Regions from separate parts of the Homo sapiens genome. Here region 1 is linked to region 2. Evidence: chromatin loops called from intact Hi-C (ENCODE). Cell type or tissue: GM12878. All regions are shown on one strand. Each heading gives the region's core, and the rest is flanking DNA. Links, peaks and the distances in the headings are about the cores only. Region 1 has its middle 23 kb from the start of ARMCX4. Region 2 has its middle 21 kb from the start of ARMCX6.

Region 1 (8,340 bases), core at 38-8,037, 130 kb before region 2:
GAGACGGAGTGCAATGGCATGATCTCGACTCACTGCAACCTCTGCCTCCCGGGTTCAAGCAATTCTCGTGTCTCAGCCTCCCGAGTAGCTGTGATTACAGGTGCCCGCCCCCACGCTCGGCTAATTTTTGTGTTTTTAGTAGAGATGGGATTTTATCATGTTGGCCAGGCTGGTCTCGAACTCCTGAACTCAGGTGATCTGCCTGCCTTGGCCTCCCAAAGTGCTGGGATTACAGGCGTAAGCCACTGTGCCCGGCTCAATATCCTACTAATTTCTAGCTTTACTAGGCAGCTAGTGCATGATTTCCTCTTCTAAACAAAGCATTGATACTTATCTAAATAAAATAAAATAAAATTAAATTAAAATTAAAATGGAATGGGGTAGAATCTCTTCCTTCTTAAAAATGTGTTCCTGGAGCTACTAAAAAACTTGGATTTTCAAAGTCCTTGATAAAAACCATTCCCCTATATTGTAGAAGGGAAGTATTGGGACCCCTGATAATACTGGGTATAAGTATGCTATTCAGACTTGGCTTCTTTCCATCCTGCTGCATCAGAGGCTAGATTCACCTTTTATGTTTTCCCTTTCTTGCCGTCTTTAGTGTCTTGTTTAGCCACTCCAGTGAGTTTCCCTTTTGCCCTTCCTTTCCCTTATGTTTGTACTTTTTACTGAAGGTTTATCCTTTTACTTTGCCTTTTGTTTATGATTTAATTTTAACTTCTGCAGGAGCGGGTTTGAACGACTACCTTCAGATCTTCTCTTGGGCTCTTTATTTAGCACCTCTTTAGCTGAATTGACTTTCTTCTTATAAATCTTGGCAATGGCTGCAGTGGGGAGGGCAGGTGCCTGGGTGCCTGGGTGCCTGTGGGCCTTCATGAAGCTGGCCTACCTGTATATTTCATTTCTTGCTTATATTTCCAGATGCTATCTATAATAGCTATGTAGCTATAATAGCTATAATAGCTCTATGCAGTTTATATCAAAGTCTTCTCTTTATGTGAGAAAGAAAGCAGGGTAGGCCAGGACTAACATTTGGTGAAGTCCTTTTATGTGTCAGACATTCTTTGTTGATTTTCTCATTATGTTCTCTCTTAGAGTCACGTAAAAGGTAAAATAAGGAGGGCAAGAAAACACAATTTTTTAAAAAAGGAAATGGCATAGGGATTTTCTATTTTTTTCTCAGCCCCAGAAGGTAATTACTCTTACAATGCAGAAGTATCACCAGATACTATCTGCACAGGTTTTCCCATTTTTTCCTCACACCACTGTGGTAAAGCAGGGGGATCTGTCACCTCCACTGAGGAGACTGAGGCTCACAAGAGGTGATAACATATAAAACTCTATCAGTCATTTATGGAGTGGAGCAGAGGCTCTCAAAGTTCAGCATGCATCATCTGTAGGTGTATAAACACTAATTGCTGGGCCCTGCCCCTAGAGTTTCTGATTCAGACCATCTGGTTGAGACCCAAAGATATGCATTTCTAAGAAGTTCCCAGGTAATGCTGATGCTACTGCTCTAGGGACCACAGTCTGAGAACCACTGGTCTGGCTAATAGACAAACAAACAAATAAACAAAACAGCATTTATTCTTTACAAGGTACATAGAGAATTGCACTGAGCTGAGAGGATTGGTGGAAGTACATGGCCTGGAGTCAAAGCAAAGGGGTCAGAGTTTGCAGTGTACCTAGGCCCATGACCTGGGCCATTCACTCAGGCAGGGGGTGACACTATATCATTCTCCTAAAATGTAAGGGAACCAGTCACTGGTCCTTAGAACAGCTCATGTGGGCATTGGTGATTTCATCACATCTCTTACCCTGGGGAGCCTGGTGGGTGAGGGATTAAGCTCCAGGCTCCTGGGATCTCCCTTGATCTTAGCTATTCAAATTACTTATTATTAAATCCGTAATTCAGATCAGGGTATAGGAAGTTAGGAGATGTTAAGTAAATCAGGGAAACTGTCTTATAAATGCTTACTTAGTAGTGAAACCTGGAATTACTGTAAAGCTTTCCCCATGGTGTCTGGAATCCACCAGGGCTCTAAGTACTCCAATCTGTCTGGGTAACTGATGCTGGGCGGGGTATGGCTTAGTTTTTTAAAATAGTGAAATATATTACTTTTAAATTATATTATTACTGAAAAATTTAAAACACAGTATATGGCAAAAAATCAGTAAAGCTTGTCTAAAATGATGACAGCAAATATTTGCAAACTATTAATATATGTAGCTAATTCTTATGATATAGGAAACCTTCCCAGTAGCCAATATAAAGAGATGGACAAATGAGGTAAGCAGCCTCTAAGACGGTGATCTCAATGAGCCATGCCTCCTAGTGTTCATGCACTTGCATAATCCCTATCCTTGAGTGTGGGCTGGTAGTTAGGAGAGGCTTAAATAATGAAAACTGAAATTACTCTAAAGCTTTTCTGTTTGAAGCCTCCAGGGCTCTGAATGCTCTGATTTCCCTGGGTGCTGGCACTTGATGCTCTCCATGGTATTGCTCAATTTCTGTTATAATGAACTGTTTTATTTATTTATTTGTACAATATAACATAATATTTACCATTTTAATCATTTTAAAGTGTACAGCTCAGTGGCATTAAGTACTCTCACATTGTTGTGCAACCATCACCACTGTCCATCTCCAGAACTCTTCATTTTGAATAAAACTCTATACCCATTAAATGATAACTTCCTATTCTCTTTTTCCTTAGACTCTGGCAACCACCATCCTTTTCTCTGTATAAATTTGACTACTCTGGGTAGTTCATACAAGTGGAATCATACCACTTTTGTCCTTTTGTGTCTGGCTTCTTTCACTTAGCATAATGTTTTCAGAGTCAGCATGTAACAGACTTTCCTTCCTTTTTAAGGCTGAATAATATTCCATTGTATGGATATACTGTCTTTTGTTTATCCATTCATCCATTCGTGGACATTTGGTGGTTTCTACCTTTTGGCTATTGTGAGTAATGCTGCTGTGAGCATGGGTGTGCAAATATATGTTCAAGTCTCTGTTTCATTTCTTTTGGCTATATACCCAGAAGTGGAATTTCTGGATCATATGGTAATTCTATGCCTAATATTTTGAGGAACTGCCATACTATTTTCCACAGTGGCTGCACCATTTTATATTCCTACAAGCAATACACAAGGGTTCCAATTTCTCCACATCCTCACCAACACTTAACTATTTTCTCCCTCTCTTTTTTTTTAAATAATAGCCATCCTAATGGGTGTGATTTATTATTTATTTTTAAAACTAAACTTTATTTTGTAATAATTTTAAATTTACAAAGCTGTATAATTTTAATTAACATTATTGAAAAATTTAAAACACTGTGTATTGCAGAAAAAAAGGTAAAAGTTATGTGAAAAGTAGAGAGAATATTTGCAAACTAATGGGGCTTATATTTGTGATATGTTAGGCAGACTTACTGACCAACAGTGGGTCAATGATGTCAAAAGAAAATTCACTGAAAGAGCAATATTTATGTCAGTAAACATTGCTAATGAAATATCAATGAAAGTCAGAGATATATTAAGTGAAATAGGAAAATTGCAGAAGAATATGTTATGACTACAGTTTTGAAGAATATGTGTATTTTGTATATTTTATGTAAATATTTTTCTTTATATGTAGCTATACAGTAGTAAATTACGTGTACATAAACACATCTGGAGAACATGCACCTATTTTCAGTGAAAATCTTTGGGTCAGGGAGTGAGAGTCAGGCAGATGAAAGGATAAATTTAATTTACACATACACCTTTTTGGCTTGTTTGAAATTTTGTAATCAGGAACATTTATTAAGATAAAAATTTGTAGGCCGGCGCAGTGGCTCACGCCTGTAATTCCAGTACTTTGGGAGGCTGAAGCAGGCAGATCACAAGGTCAGGAGATCGAGACCATCCTGGCCAACATGGTGAAACTCTGTCTCAACTAAAAATACAAAAATTAGCTGGGCGTGGTGATGCGTGCCTGTAATCCCAGCTACTCCGGAGGCTGAGGCAGGAGAATCATTTGAACCAGGGAGTTGGAGGTTGCAGTGAGCCGAGATTGCACCACTGCACTCCAGCCTGGCGACAGAGTGAGACTCTGTCTCAAAAAAAAAAAAAAAAAGATAAAAATTTGTAAAGAGCAAAAATATATAACCCCCCCAAAAATTAGATACACATATATTATGTTTTGGAAATATGTGTACAGTATACTGGTTTCTTGGGAAAAGAGCAGATTAAAGCAACTGATTTGGTGATGTATCTACTTATGTGTGTGTTGCTATGTCTCAAACTTCTTCACCCCAAATAATCACACACTCACACATGCAGCTTTCCCTTCAGCTCAGGCTGGAAGTGGATGTCTAGTTTTAGGGCTTAGAGACCACAGAAAGTCCTATATTCAGAGGATTGCTGCCAGTGGGTGGTCATTCCAGAAAGATCTGGCCGGTGCCAATAAGTCCAAGCCTTTCCCTCCTTTCCTCCTTCCCTTGCAAAGCCCTCTGTCCTGACTTTCATAATTGCAACTCTGATTCTAATCACCAGGTGGCTCCATTCTGTCTCTCTTTCTCCATCAAGGTTGGCTGATGTCCACACTGCAGAGCACTCTCTGGAGAGAGGAGGTGGTTCAAGTCCTCAAATACCATACACCTATAATGACTTCCCGAATCAGGCCACTTTACATACAGCTGCTCAGAACGGTTTCCCTGAAGTTAGCTCTAATATTGTCACACAAACACCCTCAGAGGCAATCCACTACCCACCCAAGAGAACTATGCACTCTTTCCCAGCTGGCATGCAAGGCTCCTCATCCCATGGATCCAGACTACATTTCCAGCACTCTCTTGCAAGTGCTCTTGGCAAACTGTACCACTGCTCCTCTTTCAAGGGACTCTTGTCTTTTTTGTGTGCCTCTCCATTAGGTTAGGGGTCAATTTGCATAGACTTTGGCCCCTGCCCACACATGATAACATTAAATATTTAGATCAATCCTTTGAGGAGGGATTGTTATCCTCATTTTAAAGAAGTGGAAACTGAACCTCAGGGAAAGTGAGAACCAGTCTTGTCTTCGGGAAAGACACTGGGGTTATAGAAGTAAGAGACCCAGTGGTAGCTTGGTAGTGATAATGAACAGTATTATTTTGCTCTATAACAAAGAGGAATGGATAAAGTGCTTGCTACAATTAAGTGCCTACTATGTGTAGTATTAATTTTATTATTTATTTATTTATTTATTGAGAGGCGGTCTCACTGTGTCACCTAGGCTGAAGTGCAGAGTGGCGTGATCTTGCTTCACTGCAACCTCCGTCTCCCAGGCTCAAGTGATGGATCCTCCCACCTCAGCCACCCAAGTAGCTGGGAACACAGGTGTGCACCACCATGCCCGGCTAATTTTTTTTGGTATTTTTGGTAGAGATAAGGTTTCGCCATGTTGCCCCGGCTGGTCTCCAACTCCTGAGCTCGAGTGATCCACCTGCCTCGGCCTTCCAAAGTGCTGGGATTATAGGCGTGAGCCACCGCGCCCAGCCTATTTTTTCTAAGATTTAAATAATATGTGTTCAGGCTGGGTGCGGTGGCTCATGCCTGTAATCCCAGCAGTTTGAGAGGCAGAGGCGGGTGGATCACCTGAGGTCAGGAGTTCGAGACCAGCTTTGCCAACATGGTGAAGCCCCGTCTCGATGAAAAATACAAAAAAAATTAGCCAGGCGTGGTGGCGGGTGCCTGTAATCCCAGCTACTTGGGAGCCTGGGGCAGGAGAATCACTTGAACCTGGGAGGTGGAAGTTGCAGTGAGCTGAGATAGCGCCATTGCATTCCAGCTTGGGCAAAAAGAGTGAAACTCCGTCTCAAATAAGTAAATAAATAAATAAAATGTGTTCATTGTAGAACATTTAGAAAATATATTAAAACAGAGAGAGAATGGGAATGAACACCCACAATACCACAACTAGAACAGCCCATCCCTTTCTAGGATTTGCTAACATCAAGTGGTAGGTTCAAGAATGTCAAGTTATACCTATAAAATAAGTGAAGATAGGTCAAGAGAGGGTGAAAACGTTTCCAGGTTCCATCTTACTCTGACTCCAATATGCACAACTCCAATTTTACTGCATTGCTTCCCCTTTTAGATGATGGATTTCTAGATTTCTAGAGCTCAGGATATGGCTGTGTTACATTTGTTTGGAATGGTGCACATATATTATGAAATGATGCGTATATATGGGTACCAGTTTATGTATCTCTCTTGATGGAGATAAAATCCCTTTCTTTGTGCTAAAGGGCCAAGGTGTATGACCAACATCACTTGGTCTCCAAGGCAGTAATATATATAGAAAATCTCACAGGCTTTGGAATCACAGATGGAGTGCGGAATGCAGGCAAGGGATCTAATACTTATTTAGGAGTGTGCTATAGTCAGACAATGTAAAATTTATACTAGGCTTGAGTAATGTCTAGGATGTATTTTTTATTCTCTAAGGTAACCACTACATGAATAGTAATAGAATCTATAATTAACAAGATAATGGGGAAAATGGAATTATAAAAAACCATTATGCATTTCAAAAGAGGGCAAGAGAAAAGAGAAAAAGCAATATAAAACAGGAAGAACAAATACAAAGCAAAAAGTAAGATGGTAGATTTAAGCCCCAAAATACCAAATATACCATCTATATAATATATATTATAGGTAAGCAGCCTAAACATTCCAGTTAAAACACAAAATCAGAATGTATTAAAAAATAACTACATGTTGTCTATAAGAGATCCACTTTTAATATGAAGCCACAGAAGGCTAAAAGTAAAAAGATGGAAAAAGATATGCCATGCAAATATTAACAAAAAAGCTGATGTAGTTGTATTAATATCAGATAAAGTAGACTTTAAAGCAAGAAGTGGTAGTAAAGACAAAAAGGGACATTTCGTAATGATAAAAGAGTCAATTCAGCAGGAAGATCAAATAATTCTAAATTTGCATGCATCTAATAATACAGCTTTTAATAATATAACAACATTATGTTTGTGAGATTCATCCATTTGGTTACATGCGGCAGTAGTTTGTTCATTATTATTGCCGCATGGTGTTTCATTGTATAAACTTTTCTCAGTATTGGTAAAATAAGACAAAAATAAGTAAGACTAACAAATATTTGAATTGCACAAGTAATCTTAACATAACTGACAAATGTAGAACCCTGCACTCTAAAACTGCAGAATACAGTTTATTTTTAGGTACAAGGAGCATCTACAAAATTTCACTACATGAAAGGCATAAATTTAGTCTCAACAAACAGCAAAGGGTGAAATAACACAGTGTATATCCTTTAGCTATTGCAAAATTAAGCTACAACTTTAAAATTATTAAAATTATAAAATGTCTAGAAGAAAATATAATAGAAAATATTTGTGATCTTGTGTTTGGCAAACTTTTTTTGGTAGGACACAAATAGGACAAACCATAAACGGTGAATAAATAAACTGGATGTACCCAAATAAAGACTACTGCCCTTTCTAAGATGCTGTTAAGGAAATGAAAGCTGAACTATAGACAGGGATGAAATATTTGTAACTTAACAAAGCTAATAAAGGACTTTATCCAGAATATATAAAGAACTCTCACAATTCGATATTAAGAAAACAACAACTGAATTTTAAAAATACAGGTAAAAGATTAGAATATCTGCATCTGTTAGAGTGGCTTTAAAAATGACAAAACCAAGTGCATGTCAGAATTGGAGCAACTGGAACTCTCATATGATTCTAGTGGGAATGTAAAATGGTACAGCCACTTTGGAAAAGAGTTTTGTATAGAGTTAAACATACACTTCCCATGTGACTCAACAATCCCACTCCTCAGTATTTACCCAAGAGAAATAAAAACATAGGTCCACACAAAGACTTGCATGCAAATATTTATAGCAGCTTTCTTGGTAATTGGCCTAACCTAGAAACAACCCAAGTGTCCATCATCTGGTGAATAAATAAATTGTACTATACAATGGCATACTACTTAGCAATAAGAAGGACCAAGCAATTAATACAAGCAACAACATGAATGAAGCTCAAAAGCACTATGTTAAATGAATCTCAGACATAAAAAGTCTTGTTTCATTTATATGACATTCCGAGAAAAGCAAAAGTTATAGGACAGAAATCAGATCAGTGGTTTTTTGGGGGTGCTGAGGCTGAAGAGAGAGGGTTGACTATATGGTACAAGGGCACTTGGTGGGGTGATGAAAATATTCTGTATCTTGATCGTGGTGGTAGTTACATGACTACATACACTTGCCAGAACTCATAGAACTTTACACCCTAGAAGAACAAACTTTACTGTGTGTAAATT
Region 2 (8,340 bases), core at 262-8,261:
GTGAACCACCCGCCTCTGCCTCCCTAAGTGCTGGGATTACAGACGTGAGCAACAGTGCCTGGCCCTTTTTTTTTTTTTTTTTTTGAGACAGTGTCTTGCTCTGTTGCCAAGGCTGGAGTGCAGTGGCATGGTCTCAGCTCACTGCAAACTCCACTTCCTGGATTCAAGTGATTCTCCTGCCTCAGCCTCCTGAGTAGCTGGGACTACAGGTGCACACCATCATGCCCAGCTAATTTTTGTATTTTTAGTAGAGACAGGGTTTTGCTGTGTTGGCCAGGCTGGTCTTAACTCCTGACCTCAAGTCATCCACCTGCCTCAGCCTCCCAAAGTGCTGGGATCACAGGCATGAGCCACCACACTCAGCCATCTCCTGCAATGTTTTACCATGATTTTTAGCTTCCTTGCATTGGGTTACAACATACAGCTTTAGCTCAGTGAACTTCATTCTTATCCATATTCTGAATTCTACTTCTGTCATTTCAGCCATCTCAGCCTCAACCTGTTTCCTCACCCTTGCTGGATAGGTGATGTGGTCATTTGGAGGAAAGAAGGCATGCTGGCTTTTTGAGTTTTCAGCCTTCTTGCATTGATTCCTTCTTGTCTTTGTGGGCTTATCTGCCTTCAATCTTTGAGATTTCTGACTTTTGGATTTTTTTTCTTTTAACAGTCTGGCCACTTTTCTGTAGGGCTGCTGCAGTATGCTGGGGGCCCACTCCAGTCCCTAGTCACCTCAGATTTTCCAGTACCTGAAGCTATCACCAGTGAAGGTTGTGAAACAGCAAAGGTGGAAGCCTGCTCCTTTATCAGAGAGCTCCATCCCAGGGAGGTACAGACCTGTTGCTGGCCCAAATGCACCTGTAGGAGGTGGCTGGTGACCCCGGATGGGCGGTCTCTTCCATTCAGGAGGAATGGAATTGGGGACCTGCTTAAAAATATAGTCCGGCCATGTTTTTGTTGAGCAGCTGTGCTGGGCTGGGGGCACACTTCAGCCCCTGGTCACCTCTTAAGGCTGAAGGCTGGAATGGCTGAGTCACCTGAACAGCAAAGATGGTGGCCTTCCTTTCGTCTTGGGAGCTCTGTCCCAGGGAGACCTGAAACCTCTGTCAGACAGAGAACACTGGTGGGTGTAGCCGAAGACCCTGGTTGGGTGGCTCTACCTGGTGATATAGAACAAGTTTGGGGACTCACTTAAAAAAGCAGTCTGGCCATGTTTTCGGGGGCTGTTGTGCTGTGCTGGGGCACCACTTCTGCCCCTGGTAGCCTCAGACACACCAAAGCTTGAAGGCTAGAACTGCTAAGATGTCCAACAACAAAGATGGTGGCCCACCCCTCCCTTTGGGAGTTTTGTCCCAGGGAGTTTTCAAATCTTTTTTGGCCAGAGAACACCAGCAGGGGTTGCTGAACGCCCCAGTTGGGAGGTCCCCCCACAGTGAGGAGGAAGGGATTGGGGAAAAGAAACAGTCTGGCCATGTTTTGATAGAGCAGCTGTGCTGTGCTGGGGGATCCCTTCTGCCCCTGGTCAGTTTGGACTCTCCAGAGCCCACAGGCTGGAATGGCTAAGTCACCCAAATGACAAAGATGGAGGCCCGCCCCTCCCCGTGGGTGCTCCATCCCAGGTAGGTGCCACACTGCTACTGGTGGCTGGCTGGAATTCCAAGCCAGTGGGTTTTATCCTGTGAAGTGCCGTGGACATGGGGCCTGCAGACCATCCCTGCTTGGCCCCCTGGTTTCAGCCTCTTTCCTAGGGGTAGTAGGAGTTCTAACCTACTTTGCTGGAGTTGCAGTTACTTTTGCTGGGAAGCCCAGAGCCAGAGTATTTAAAGCTCCCTGGTCTCCACGTGTGTCTGAATGGCTGCTCTGCCAAGACCCTGCATAGCTCTGTGTGTCAGACTGAAGGCCTTGGTGGAGTGGTTTCATGAGGGGATCTTCTGACCCAAGGGTCGCAAAGATCAGTGGGAGAGGCGTGGGTTTCTGGGGTTGTACATTCACTCACTGCTTCCCTAGGAGGTGGAACTTCCCTTGGCTTCGTGTCGCTCCTGGGTGGGCCATCATCCCGCTTTGCTTTTCTTTGTTCTTCGTAAGTCAAGTTGTTTCCTTGATTAGTCCCAATGCAAGTACATGGACATTTCAGTTGAAGGTGCTGTATTTACTCACCCCTTCTGTTCCTCTCCATGAGAGCCATCCACCCTAGCTGCTTCTAATTGGCCATCTTGGCCACTCCACCTCTCATTTTTCTAACTCACCATTGAGATCTTTAAGTAAACTTTTGTTGAAGTATACTGTATATACAGAAAAGTGCACAAGTGATCAGCTCAATACATTTTCACAAAGTGAGCAAGAAATAAACATGAACCACACACTGGAAGTTCCCTCCAAGTCCCCATCTAGTCACTAATGCATCCTAAGTGTAACCACTATTCTGACTTCTAAAAACATAGATAGTTTTGAATTTTAAAAAACTTTAGGTAAGCAGAATCATACAGTATATATTATTTTGTGTCTAATTTTTTGCTAACATCTGTGAGAGTAATCCATACTGTTGCATGTAGAGTATTCATTGCTATTTATGTATGTACTATATTTTATGTATCCATTCTATTAATGACGGATATTTAGATTGTTTCCAGCTTGGGACTATTATGAATAGTGCTGCTATGAACATTTTTATACATGTCGTTTGGTAAATATATGCATGCATTTCTCTTGGGTGTAATGTCATAAATTGTGCACAGTTTTACTCTGAAAACAAAATTAGGGGGTAGAGCCTGGAGTATAGTGAACTCAGCAAGGCAAATTCTATCTCATGGGGGCCTGTTGGGAAAACTAGGTGGTCTTGTCCAAGAGACCGCTCTGTTAATTTCCATGTCCCACTGAACTTAACACTTGACACTTCAGCTAGACTGTGTATTGCCTTAAATACTATTCTCAGAAATAACCAGTGGTGTCATTCTAGCAAGTATCACTCCAGAAAACTCCTTATACGTACAAAAGGCATAAAAAATCTTTTTAAAAAGTCATTATTTCCAAGAAAAGTGAGCAGAGGCAAGAAAAATGTAATTAAACATATTTATCTCTCCATGCCTTGTTTTATGAAATCTGCTTTTTTCATGGGTCTAAGCAAGATGATGGATATTAGTTGCTGAGGGGAGGGGAAGTAAAAAGACGTGCTGTTGCCCAGTATTCTAGGATGAAGATAAAGAAGTATAAATACAAAGAAACAGTTGCTCCAGGAGAAGATAAGAAAGTATCAGAATAAGTTTTGTCTCTGGAAATCAGAGAAAAACAAATTCCAACAAAATGGTAATGCACTTTCTTTTGGATTCCAGGATTGGTGAAGAAAAAAAAATGAGTAACAGGTCTGGTGTGCTGGGGGGAAGAGAGAGAGGCAGGCACACTCTTGCATCACTACTGGTGGCAACCATGGCTCATTAGTGACATATATCTCAGGTGACCAAGATCTGTGGGAAAGTCAAATCTTTTTGATCCAGCCATCAGCTCTCTGCTGTTGACCTCAGAGAGGCACGTTTGTAGATGAGTGAAGAAAGAAGAAACTGCTCTGGTTATGTGCAGGGTGGTGTGAGAATGAGGATTGCCTGGGAAGTCTTAGGGTCAAGATTGGGACAGAGTCATCTTCCCCTACACTCTCGCCCCACCCACCAGCTTATTTTAGTTCTCTAAATGGTGCATAGGATCGGGGGAGAGTTGGTGTTGCGGAACCGAGAGTGAGAGGTGAGAAATGTTTGACAGAGTCCAGAATCAGTAAAAGGAACTGTGGCCTATCACCCAGCACTGTGTTCACCCACCCTACTGATAGATATTGGTTTGTTTGTCTGTCTGTAGGGGGCAGTGCAACCCAAGAAAAAGGAAGAAGAAAATTACAGGTTATCTGGCAGAGACTGAAGAAAGAATGTATTCCTTCAAGGATATGTGGAGCCAGAACCTGTCACAAGAGGGTGGTACACACAAGTGCTAAACTAGAACTTGCCCTTCTACTCCTGTCCTGTTTTCGGAAAACCCTTAATCCCAATCCTTTATGGCTCTGGGAAAGCAGTGTCAAAATCTATAGCACAGAAAGGGGAGTGAGGTGAGGTAGATCAGAAAAGTGGGCATTCATAGGAGAAGGGCGAGGAATAAAGTGGCAGGAGGCCAGGGTGGGGAAGATGGGTGTGCCTGAGACCTAAATGGGAGACTCTGGAAAGTTATATTCCTCACTCTGGAGTGGATGCACCTGAAACTTATGTGTCAATGCATTTACCAATCTCTATCCTCTTTTCTCTGTCTACCTGTAGACAATAATCTAAGTAAGGGAGGAAAGAAATTGCTCCACAGAGTGTGATATGCTGGAGATAAGGGGTGGAAACGAGGCGTCCGAGGCAGACTACAGAGTCCAGAGGCAATTCAGCTTCTCCCTCTCACAGCCTTTGTTTTTTTCTCCTCTTATATTGGTGCTGGAAAAAGATAAATGCTGCACCTGTGGGAAAATAGTGGAAATGAGCTTGAGGGAGGTTAAACCCCAGAGGAGGAACATTTGAAAATTAAGACCTTCAATCCGGAAATAGAGATACTGATACCCTTGTATCCTGTGCATTGACATGTCTCTTTGGGGAGACTCATCTGAAAGCTTTATGTGTTTGCATTGCTGCTAGGTCCATGTTGGATGGCAATTAGATTGATTGTGTCCAGGAAAAGAATGTCTAACAATCTCCTTCCTAGAATGCCACAACTAGAGCACCTTTTAAAGAGTGATGCCCATCTGTGACTTGCATTAGATGTGGGATATACTCAGACTGACGAATTTGTGAAAGAAGATATGGAAGTCTGGTCTACAAGTTGACACAGTGTTCATCCACTTATCAGAAGAAGGCACAACCAAGCAAGAAAAACAAAAAGAGCGTGGGAGCTGCAGACAGTGGGGAAGACAGGCAAGGTCCATGATCTTCAGTCAAGAACTGAGGATAAGCCAAGCCCTGGGGATCAGTCTGACAATAATCATGGGCAGTAAGAACTCTCAGCCTCTCCAAAAGCAAACCATCGAAATAAAAATGAATGACCTATTCCCCCAATGAAAATAAAAAAATTTCTGGGTATGCTCAAAACTTTAAAAATGGCAGTTGTGTTCTAGACCTCTCCAAGTGTCTTTTCATTCAGGGAAAACTGTTGTTTGCCGAGCCCAAGGATGCGGGCTTTCCATTTAGCCAGGATATCAATAGCCATTTGGCCAGCCTCTCAATGGCTAGAAACACGAGCCCCACTCCAGACCCCACTGTTAGAGAGGCTTTGTGTGCCCCGGATAACTTAAATGCGAGTATTGAAAGTCAGGGCCAGATTAAGATGTACATCAATGAAGTGTGTCGGGAGACTGTGTCACGTTGCTGCAACTCATTTCTGCAGCAGGCCGGATTAAATTTGTTAATAAGCATGACAGTTATTAATAACATGCTTGCCAAGTCCGCTTCAGACTTGAAGTTTCCTTTGATATCAGAGGGAAGTGGATGTGCTAAGGTTCAGGTTTTGAAACCGCTGATGGGTTTGTCTGAAAAGCCAGTCTTGGCGGGGGAGTTAGTCGGTGCCCAGATGCTCTTCTCATTCATGTCCCTCTTTATCAGAAATGGAAACAGAGAGATTCTCCTGGAAACCCCTGCCCCATAAACGGCCCTCTCGAACACAATGGGACGGAATCCACCCACAACGCGCTTGGTTTGCAGATGTCAAAGAATCTGCAGAGGGTGCTACTGAAGATCCAGCCTTAGCCAATCACCACCTCATTGGGTGAAAGTTCCAGGGCTCAATCCAGGACCACACTCTTATTGGCCAGGCAGGGGCTCCCACAGAGCTTTGAGTAACTTCTTGGTTGTGCAGTCTGCAGGCAATGTTGGCATTGTAAATTCCTCCCTTGCAGCCTCCTTCATGTGGTGAGGGGATCACTTCAGCTGCCTGCTGTGGACAAAGAACATCAAATTACAGCATCACGAGTGCTATTGTTGCCTGTGGTGGTCTCCCTGTCCAAGCGGGACCGCTTTGCAGAGACCAGAGGCATATCGCGGCTTGAGCTGAAAATGCATTTGTTGCAGCTTAGGTTGAATTATTTTTCGTTTGCTCTTTCTTCTACACGCGCCTGATGGATAGTGAACCTATTCATCAAAAAAGTGCACTGCTCTTCTGTCTATTGTACCGACTTAACCTCTTCCACCCAAGTCCGCATCTGTGTGTATCATCAATAAAGTTGTGTGCTTTGATTGGCAGAAAAGAGTCATGGTCCTTGTCCTTGAGTTTACAGTCTGCACGGAGAGAAGGACAAAAAAAAAAGCACGGTAAACGCCAGCTGACTGGAACGTCTGCTCCGTGACAAATGCAGGCTTATCGGTGCTCACAGGAGGCAGGGATAGAGAGGGGCTGCAGTGCTCAGAATAAACTTCAAGAAGGGGCTGGAGGCGGGGGTGGGGGAAGGGGAGGGGCACAGCGGGGGAGTTCGTGGAATTAGGATGGAATGTTGAGAGGACTGAAAGAGACAACACCCGTGGAGCAGGCAGCACCGTGCCCCGGCACAGAGAAATCCCTTCTTAATGTCTTTTCCTTGACTGCCAGCCTGGAGAGAAAGGTCAGTAACCCTGGCCTTTTCGATTGTCGGCGCATCCCGACGTGGGGATGGGGACCGGGGTGGAACGGGTGGGGGCGCTCTACCACGCATCGGGGCGCATTTATTGCACAATGATGGCGATAAAGGTTGCCGCTTGCCCAGCACCTACCCTGTGTAGTTCTATCCCTCCTGCGAAGCCAGGGGGAAATCTGCTTCCAGCCCTCCTTCTCTCTTCCTTGGGATCCCCAGCGCTACTTCCTGGCAGAGTGAGAGGGTTGGCCGCTGCTCCCTTTGGAGCAACCTCCTTTCTTCCATATCCCCACTACCTGTGGTGGGACCCAGGAAGGGGACAGTGGAGCCCTCCATCAACTACCTGCGGGGGTGATAGGGCAGATGCTGAGGGCACTTGGCACGACCGTGGCCACTCCATCCATCCGGAGACACCTCCACACTCTCCATCTGAGGTGCCTGCACCTTGCCAGGAAAGGAAGAGCCCGTGGGCGCAGAAGCACTCCATGGGTCAGGGCAGCTCGTTCTGCCCCGCCCCCACCTCCAACATTACCAGATCCCGCCCAGCAGGTTTAGCCCCTGAATCAGCAAAGCCAGGTTCCCTGCATGTTTGTGATGTGTCAAGAAGTGGTCCCCTTCCCTAAAGCCATGGCAAACCCAGTAAACACATCTGCTTCCCCTTGGGCAAGGCTGCTGCCGTGCCCGGTGCCCTCTCGGTCTCCCAGGGCTGCTGCTGTGGGTCACTGTGTCCTGGGCAGCCGCGATCTCTGTGGTGCTGGGCATTCTGCTTGTTCTGTTCCACACAGAACAAAGCTTTCTTTTCTTGTCTTATTCTCCCTTCCCCCCGCAGCTTGCCTTCCAGGTGGGTTACAACTTTCCTGCTTGTACCATCTGCCCCACAGTCCATGCTGGCCAGACGGCCTGAGTGCCTGCCGGGTCCCCTGACCAACTCTGGGAAACCCTCCCACCTGGAATGGGGACCAGACCTCTTCCCAGGCCCTGGTGCCTGGGATGGCCAACAAGTGACTTGCAGTTGTTGTGACACCACATCCCCTGTCAAGGCTCACACTGCTGGGGCTTCCTTGGCTGGCTCTGGGAGCCCTGTCCCGGTTCCTAAGGGTTCCTAAGAGCTGTCAGAAGGACCACCCTTTCTCCCAAGCCAGCCGCAGTTTGGCTGGGCAATCTGATTTCAAAGGGGATTTCCCTGCAGACAGCTCCGCATGCACTTTTCCCAGTGGAGCCTGCTTCGCCAATGCTGTCTTTAGTGACACCTCATTGCTCAGTCTCTTTGAGCACAAAGGCATCCTCCTAGCCTGTGGTCCCGAATTAGCATGCACCTCCCTACTTCCCTGCACGCTACCAAGTTTCCCTTTACGTGCGCTTGTCCACCATCGCTGAGGCACTTGACACCGTGAGGCCGCAGCTGAGTCCTAACTCAGGGAGCGCCCCAGAGGCTTTCTGCCCATCTCCTGAGCAAACTCTGTCACAGAAAAGCCCATCAGCGTCCAAGTGTCTCCACGGCGTTGTCTTGGCCCAAGTCAAAACCCTCCTGTCCATTTGCTGGCACTGCCCTCCCGAAAGCACTCACGCACAGCCCTTCTGTCCTGCCCCTCATCCCCTGACTGGTTGCAGTGCCTGGGTACGAGCCCAGTTCCCGTGGATTCTGCCTCCCTGGGATGCGCGGGGGGAGTCGGGAGCATGCCTGCCTCCCAGGGCCTGATCAAGACACTGAGAGGTTCTCAGCACTGGCAAGA

What was found. Hi-C counts contacts between places; a loop is a spot of excess contacts. Peaks named below come from ENCODE experiments on the same cell type or tissue, not always from the same donor. Only the 100,000 strongest peaks of a DNase experiment are listed, where the experiment ranks them.
Region 1: it touches region 2 in a loop (4-fold over the local background); 2 of 110 quality-filtered maps call a loop at or near these places.

What each region holds. Positions count from the first base shown.
Region 1 is chrX:101,458,530-101,466,869 of GRCh38, forward strand. It overlaps a transcript of ARMCX4 not described here. Among named protein-coding and RNA genes, the nearest start is that of ARMCX4, 23 kb to the right of the region's middle. In GM12878, for the core only: a CTCF peak has its summit at 4,549 (motif pointing right); no DNase peak of the experiment used is centred there.
Region 2 is chrX:101,592,423-101,600,762 of GRCh38, forward strand. It overlaps the pseudogene ARMCX7P. Among named protein-coding and RNA genes, the nearest start is that of ARMCX6, 21 kb to the right of the region's middle. In GM12878, for the core only: a CTCF peak has its summit at 3,853 (motif pointing right); a DNase peak (open chromatin) is centred at 3,779.